2 separate regions of the Homo sapiens genome follow, and region 2 is linked to region 1. Evidence: chromatin contacts called from ENCODE Hi-C or POLR2A ChIA-PET data. All regions are on one chromosome and are shown on one strand. Each heading gives the region's core, a stretch centred on a gene start or an enhancer-like site at or near the end of the contact. The rest is flanking DNA. Distances are from core to core; before and after follow the strand shown.

What was found. A loop is a pair of places that touch in the nucleus more often than their neighbours do. ChIA-PET counts read pairs that join two places held with the same protein, here RNA polymerase II (POLR2A). Pooled maps may share reads with other maps.
Region 2: a loop to region 1 is called in a map of sciatic nerve, with 14 times the contacts of the local background. The contact joins two enhancer-like sites. A Hi-C loop is called at or near these places in 1 of 168 maps with a recorded cell type or tissue (sciatic nerve) and 1 of 50 pooled maps. POLR2A ChIA-PET finds 5 or more read pairs at or near these places in 2 of 52 experiments (activated B cell and activated CD4-positive, alpha-beta T cell).

The regions. Positions count from the first base shown.
Region 1 is chr15:88,723,860-88,727,610 of GRCh38, forward strand. No RefSeq gene overlaps it. Among named protein-coding and RNA genes, the nearest start is that of ACAN, 78 kb to the right of the region's middle. Within about 2 kb of position 2,077, at least 2 of the 41 ENCODE cell types and tissues checked have a DNase peak (open chromatin) inside an H3K27ac peak, as active enhancers do.
Region 2 is chr15:88,647,507-88,651,323 of GRCh38, forward strand. All of the region lies in intron 2 of ISG20 (interferon stimulated exonuclease gene 20), which reads left to right. Among named protein-coding and RNA genes, the nearest start is that of ISG20, 10 kb to the left of the region's middle. RefSeq lists an enhancer at 488-1,249. Within about 2 kb of position 1,350, at least 23 of the 41 ENCODE cell types and tissues checked have a DNase peak (open chromatin) inside an H3K27ac peak, as active enhancers do.

The DNA of each region.
Region 1 (3,751 bases), core at 827-3,326:
GAAATAACAAAAAAATAGGCAAAAGATTTGAATATTAACAAACGCTATCCAAATGTCTATTAAACTTGTAAAAAAAAAAAAATACCCAGTATCGGGCCAGGTGCGGTGGCTCACGCCTGTAATCCCAGCAGTTTGGGAGGCTGAGGTGGGCGGATCATGAGGTCAGGAGATCGAGACCATCTTGGCTAACACGGTGAAACCCTGTCTCTACTAAAAGTACAAAAATTAGTCGGGCATGGTGGCAGGCGCCTGTAGTCCCAACTACTTGTAAGGCTGAGGCAGGAGAATGACATGAACCCAGGAGGCAGAGCTTGCAGTGAGCAGATTGCGCCACTGCACTCCAGCCTGGGGGACAGAGTGAGACTCCGTCTCAGAAAAAAATATATATATATCATTCATCAGTGCAAACTGAAGCCATAATGAGACATTACTACAAACCCACCAGAAAAAGTGAAATCAAAGACTGACAAGGGCTCGGAGCAACTGGAACTCTCATCTATGGTTGGTGGGAGGGTAAATTGGTTCAAGCACTTTGGAAAAATGTTTGGTCGGGTCTACTAAAGGTAAACAGCACTGTATGACCCAGAAATTCCACCTCTGGGTACAGAGCCAACAGAAAGGAGTCCAAATATTCACCAAAGAGACATGCACAAATATGTCTATAGAAGCTTTATTCATAATACTCAGCATACTTTAGTCCAGATAAAATAATAACGTAATCTTCTTCTTTTTTCTTTTTTTTTTTGAGACAGAGTCTCACTCTGTCACCCAGGCTGGAGTCCAGTGGTGCAATCTTGGCTCACTGCAACCACCGCCTCCTGGGTTCAAGGACTCTCCTGCCTCAGCCTCCAAAGTAGCTGGGACCACAGGCACCCATCACCATGCCCAGCTAATTTTTGTATTTTTAGTAGAGACAGGGTTTCACCACGTTGGGCAGGCTGGTCTCGAACTCCTGACCTCAAGTGATCCACCCACCTTGGCCTCCCAAAGTGCTGTGATTGCAGATGTGAGCCACTGCACCCAGCCTGTAATCTTCTAAGAAGAGTTCAGCCATAGATTTGAAAGGAGAAGGGCACCGAAAGGGCCACGCAGAGGGCTACCCGCCTCAGTTCAGGATGGAGACAGATAAAAGTGAAACAAAAGCAGGTGGTCCCTGGAAGGGCACTGCTTATCTGATTAACCTGGAGGTGAAGGTGGGAGGTCCTGGTCCAAGCTACCTAAGTAAGTCTTCTCAAGTTACATTTGAGTGTGAGAGCAATGGTCTACTAACGGTGCTCTGCAATTACCTCTTGCATGTGTAAACAGAGTGGATGTGCCCTGTTGGAAAGGACAAGGGATCTACCAGAGAAGCCAGGGAGAGCAAGGTCTCTGAGGGGAACATCTCCCTATTTAGGGTCCCAAGTGGGCACCTACTATTCAGTGAGACCCTTGCACACTGGCTGTAGCTCGCTGGTCCCAAACCACAGTGGAGCCAATTCTGCTTCCAGAGAACTGGATCTTTAGCTGCCCACTGCTCAACCATGCTGCAGCTCTTCTCCTCCCACAAATACTGCCAGGGAAGGACTGTGCTGATGGGGTTCTGGACAGGCAGCTCCATGTCTACCCACATTGGTCGTGCATGACACTGCATGCCCAATATGAAAGCAGCAAGAACCACATTCAAACACAGAATGGAAGGGCTGTTTGACAAGAAGATAAACAAGCAAGGCCCAGTGCAGGCACTGTGGTTTAGAACCCACAGGGAAGGGACACACATGAAACTTGGTCCTGTGTAGTGACCTGGGTCTTCCACAGGAGATATTTGGACAAACCTCCCACCTCAACACACCACAACTTCACTAAACTTTACCTCCTGGTGATAGGGGAAGAACCAAAAAAAAAAAAAAAAAATCTGTCATTTTTAGTAAGAGGAACTATAGAAAAATACTGTTCGGAAAAAATAGAAATTAATATAATGTGTTCCTGTTTTACAAGTAAACAGTTCACAGGAAGCCACAAGACTATTTTAAAATCCCATATTGAAAGTCCAGGAAAGATGTGAGCTATGGCTCCAAAGAAGTGGCTGCTAAAAAATGAACCTGTGTGGCTCAGCTGATGAAACTACAAGTCATCGTAAAAGAAAAGGTATCTTTTCAAAATTGGGAAGTGGGTCCAAGCAAGCACAGGAACCAAGGGGCCCCAGCTGAGAGGTAGCTGGTAGCCTCCAGCTCAGCCAGGGAGTTAAGCCTGGCCCTGCTGTAAGCATTGCTGGGCAGGGCCACCCCAGTGTACCTCCACCACCACCTGGTCGTCCAAATTCCCAACATTTTTCTTCTGTGTGTATTCTGAAACAGAAGTTCCTCTCGTAGAAGCACTGAATTCTCCCACCCTTATGCCTTTTCTTTAATGGCCCTTCTTGACATGGTTTATAGGTAAAAAACATGATTCCAGGAACTTTTTACACAAGACATCCCAAACCAATAATACAAGCTATTTCAAGTCAGCAATGATGCCACAGTCCCTCCACTGTGAAGATCACAGAGGAGGGTGAGGGCAGCGGGGAAATGATGTAGCCTGATGGGGAATCCTAAACGGACAGTGACAGGCAAGTGGGTGAAATGCTCTGAATGAGGGGATACGGGGGCATTGGGAGCCTCAGGGAAGGTTTCTAGGGACCTCAGCTGGGTCTAGAACCAGATGAAAAGGAAGGACATTCCAGGTGGTGGAAGCCCCATGTCCAAAGGTACAGAGAACAGTGCCTTGAAAACTTAGTTGAGGGCTTAGCAGATGGCAGGGGGCATGGGGGAGGGAAGCAGGGTACCAAGAGAGAGGCCAGAGCAGAAGGCAGATGACAGATCTAAAGGAGACTTTCATGCCATACTCTTCTTTGAATCCTACTCTGAAGGCATAACTGATGGCATGGTTTTCATGTTGTCATGACTTATGTCCCATTCACCATGAGAAAGACATTGCTACACAAAGGGAGGTTTGGGAAAGAGCAATTACACCTAGCAAAGCATAGAGGGATTTACACTGACCATAGATTTAAATGTTTGTCTTATTCATTTTCTAGAGGGAAAGAAGAGAGAAGGTGCGCCAAGTGTGATGGCATGAAGAGTATGGAGAACGTTCAGCAGTTGAACCTTGTGGTGGAAACAAAGTACCCCCAAGAAGTTTAGAAAAGGATGCTTTGGGGCCAGGCATGGTGGCTCACGCCTGTAATTCCAGCACTTTGGGAGGCCGAGGTGGGCGGATCACAAGGTCAGGAGATCGAGACCATCCTGGCTAACACGGTGAAACCCCATCTCTACTAAAAATACAAAAAATTAGCTGGGCATAGTGGTGGGCGTCTGTAGTCCCAGCTACTTAGAAGGCTGAGGCAGGAGAATGGCGTGAACCCAGGAGGCGGAGCTTGCAAGATCGCACCACTGTACTCCAGCCTGGGCGACAGAGCGAGACTCCGTCTCAAAAAAAAAAAAAAAAAAAAAAAAAGGATGCCTTTGGAGAAATAATAGGAAGCAATGCTTTACTCAGGAAGCTGCAAACATCTGGAATTAATCCATCCTAGAGATGGTAGGGAGGCAAACAAAAATAGGCTCAAGGAGCGTTTTGATTATTTTGGGGGTGGGAGAGTCAGAGTGATGATTAAGGGAAGCTGGGGCTGTTTGGGACAGGTGCCCGACCATTTGAGGTTGGAGTCCTGTAGAGCAGCGTGCTTTCCCACCAAGGCTTGCAGACAGGGCAGACCAAGGGCTGGGCTGGAATGACTACT
Region 2 (3,817 bases), core at 100-2,599, 77 kb before region 1:
GCTAAGGCTAAGAAACCCTGGTCTATAAGAGAGCGCCACAAATCAGACTGTCAGCACAGGAGGGAATCCATGCACTGGAGACTGGCGTCCAGAGAGGGGCAGTGATTTGCCTAAGGACATACAGGAAGCTATGATACAAATCACTGCTCAGATTCATGGGTCCCACCTGGCGAGTTAATGTTTTTCTTCTTCCTTTTTAAAAAATCTAACAGTAATTTTTAGTAACTTGTAAATCAGTTTTGTGAGTGAATTCTCTTTTAACGTCAACCCAGCATAAGGAGGGGCATCCACCCTGAGAAGCACCGTGGTCGCGGGCACAGATGCAGACAGAAGGGAAGTCATGGTAGCTTGTGAACAGGGAGAGGTTTCAGCTGTAGCCAGCCTGGTAGCCCTTGCACAGGTGGGAGTGTCCTGTTGGGGCCCTGCCACCTGGCAGGTCCCTCTGGGTCTCAGCCAGATGAAGGAGGAAGGCTTCAATATCCAGATTTGCCCCAGGGTAAGTGGCCTTGTGGGAACCAGGCACTAGCCGGGGGGCGGGGACACCAGGGGAGCTTGGCAGGGGACAAGAGCAAAGAATGGGGCTGGAGCCACTCCAGAAGGTGATAGTAAGGGACCTGTCCTCTGTAAGAACAAGATTCTTCAGGGCCCCTTACTCATAGCCTCCTCTCCTGGCAGCCAAGAATGAATGAATGGGTACGTGAACTAGTGTATAATGGATGAATGAATGCATGGTAGAGGCAGCAGGCTCTGGACTGCTCAGCGGGATTCAGTGCAGAGATGTGCAGACTTGTTAGATGGGAAGAATCCCCTGAAACAGTTGCTGACACCCCTCCCTGGATATTTCAATTCAGTAGGTCTGTGTAGGGCCTGGCCCTCCTGGATTTTTGGATCAGGCACATCTGGGAAATACTTGGAGTAGAGTGGAAACACAGTGGAAGGTGTGTGCAGGCAGACAGCCGCACCTGGTCTGGCACTCCCCTGCTTGTGACCTGGGTGCACACCGCCCTGCGCCCCGCTTTGCTGGCGGGTCAGATGGTATGGAAGTCACCGCCTTGCACCGTTATCATTGTGTGCCTGGTAGTGCCCTGTCCCTTGGTCCTTGTGCTAATAATAACAACTACAGTAACAATGATGGGGTCAGGTGGATCCAGACACGGCACTGCAGCTTTCAGCTGACTAGCTGTGTGACTTGGGCAAGCCCCTTAATCTCTCTGATCTCGGGCTCCCTCCTCTGTAAAATGGAATTAAGAATAACCTCATTGAGGAGCTTCCTGAGGAGGTAAGGAAAGTGCCTGGCACAGTGCCAGGCTGCTAAGAGATCAATAAATGTCCCATCCCCCAGCCCCACCCCAGTTCTTTCCAGGAATTTGAGAGACTCCTCCCCCTGTGTTTGAAAGTGGCAAAGTCTGGCACACTTGCCTCATGACACTGACTCAGGGCAGGTCCTGTGGCCAGCAGGTCACACAGCCCCGAGGCCAGCCTGCCAGTGCCTTTCTCCGACTCCTGGGCTCCAGCAGGTGCCCGACTCCTTCCCTTTTCAGACCTGCCTCAGTCTGTGGAGCCCTGGCTGCTAAAGGGCCACTCAAGCCTCACCAGTCTGGGCCCTCACCTTACAAATGGGAAAACTGAAGCCCAGAGAGGGTCTTTGACATCCCTGAGGTCACACAGCAAGTTCCAGCATCTCTTCCTTCCCAGAATCTTTGTCCCAAAGAGTGGTGTCTCTTTGCTAAATAGATGGTTCTGTTCTTTCCCTTCTTCCTCTTCTTTCCTCGGCTTGTCCTCTCCCTCTTATTCTATTTGTCTCGTGGTGAGTCACATAGTGCCTCATGTAGACCCCCACTTCCCCTCTCCAGACTCTCAGGCTCGGGAAGTGATGGGTTTCCTGGGAATCCACACCATGATGACTCGTACCTTCTACGTCTGTGCCCAGCTGTGGCTGCCTCTGGGATGGTGGATGAGTTCCTTCAGGGCTTTGTGTGAACTGGGCCTGAGCCAAGCCCCTAGATGGGGAAAACAGGCCACATTGTTCAGGAGCACAAAGGATGTTAGCAAGAAAAGACACATGACCCATGGCCGCCCACACACCCACATCTCTCCACGCCCCGTGCCATTTCTGCCCGCCGCTGCGTGCTGGGTGGTTTCCTCTGCACAGAGTTTCCCTTGAGCTGCTACTCTGAGGTCGTGTGCCTGTTGTCATCTTTTAAAGCCTCAGTTTTGTCGCCATTTCCCAGGTGACCTCTAGCACACTCAAGTTTGAGAAGCGCTGGTGTGGTTCAGGAGCAGCGCCCCTTCATTCTCCAGCACACTCTCCCCAGTCCTCTAAGTCGAGCGTGAGCTCTGTCCAGAGAAGGCCTCCAACCAGACCATGTGGACCGCGGGGCAGGCTGGTGACACTGCCTGTTGACAGTGGATGGACAGACTGCTTCCCGCATAGTGACCCTGGGCAAGTCACATCTCCTCTCTGAGCCTCAGTCTCCTGTGGTTGCCAGGGGAGAACATGTAAAAGGGAACACATGATGTTCCAGGAGGCCGCTGGCTATCTAGAAGGAGAAGCAGGCTACGGGGAAGGTGTTAGGCACCAGAAGGCTCTTTCCTGGTGTACAGGCTAAGGTCGTGGGCTACATGCAGAGAAGGAGACGAAGGCTGTCCTAGAGCTGTCCAAAGTGGGCCTGGACTAGCCACGAGCCGCCCCTTTCCCTAATAGAGCTCACATCTGTTCTATTTTCAGGTCCCCTTCCCATCCTCTCCAACGGCAGCTGAGTGAAAGCAAGCTGACTGGCCTGTGTGACCAGAGCAGGGCAGGCTGTCCATGTGGGAGGCGAGGCGAGGAACGCGGGGCTGGGGCAGTCACAGCTGGGCGCCTGGGCTGCTGGAGGCCTGGAGTGGTCGTTCACTCTTCTGGCTCAGTGTGGCAGTGGCAGGCGGGCTCTGGATTCATCCCACTGGCTTCAAGGCCTGGCTTTGCCACTAACTAGCCGTGTGACTGTCCCAGTTATCAAATGGTGCTTGGCAAATCACACCAAAACTTACCGGTTCAAACAATGTCAATACTTATTTCGCTCGGCCACCTGCAGTTTGGGCAGGTGCTCTGCAGCAGGACAGGCCGTCAGTTAAGGCACCTTGAAGGCTGGGGGCTGGAACCATTGGAAGGTTTGCTCACCCACCTGTCTGGTGGCTGGTGCTGGCCTGCCTTGGACACATCACTATCTCGGTGGCTTTTCCCCGTGGTCTTTCCAGCATGGTGGCTTTGGGGTGGCCAGACATTTATTTATTTATTTATTTATTGAGACGGAGTCGTGCTCAGTCGCCCAAGCTGTAGTGCAGTGGCACGATCTCAGCTCACTTGCAATCTCCCTCCCAGGCTCAAGCAATTCTCCTGCCTCAGCCTCCCGAGTAACTGGGAATAGCCACGGCGCATGGGTAATTTTTGCATTTTTAGTAGAGACAGAGTCTCACCATGTTGGCCAGGCTGGTCTCAAACTCCTGGCCTCAGGTGATCCACCTGCCTCACCTCCCAAAGTGCTGGGATTACAGACGTGAGACACCGTGCCTGGCTGGTGGCCGGACTTCTTATAGAATTGCGGTCCCAGAGAGAAGTCAGAAGTCATACAGGCCAGCCCATATGCAATGGGAGGGGAGTTTGATTCCATCTTTTTTAAGAAGAGTGTCAAGGAATTTGCAAACTTGTTTTAAAATCATCAGAGTAAGCCTGGGCATGTCACTCCTCTGCATTTCAGATATTTCCTTTGTAAAACTCAGTTAAATGCAGTGCTCCCTCCTCACTGTTAGTTTTCTGTGGCTGCCGTAAGGAAGCCAT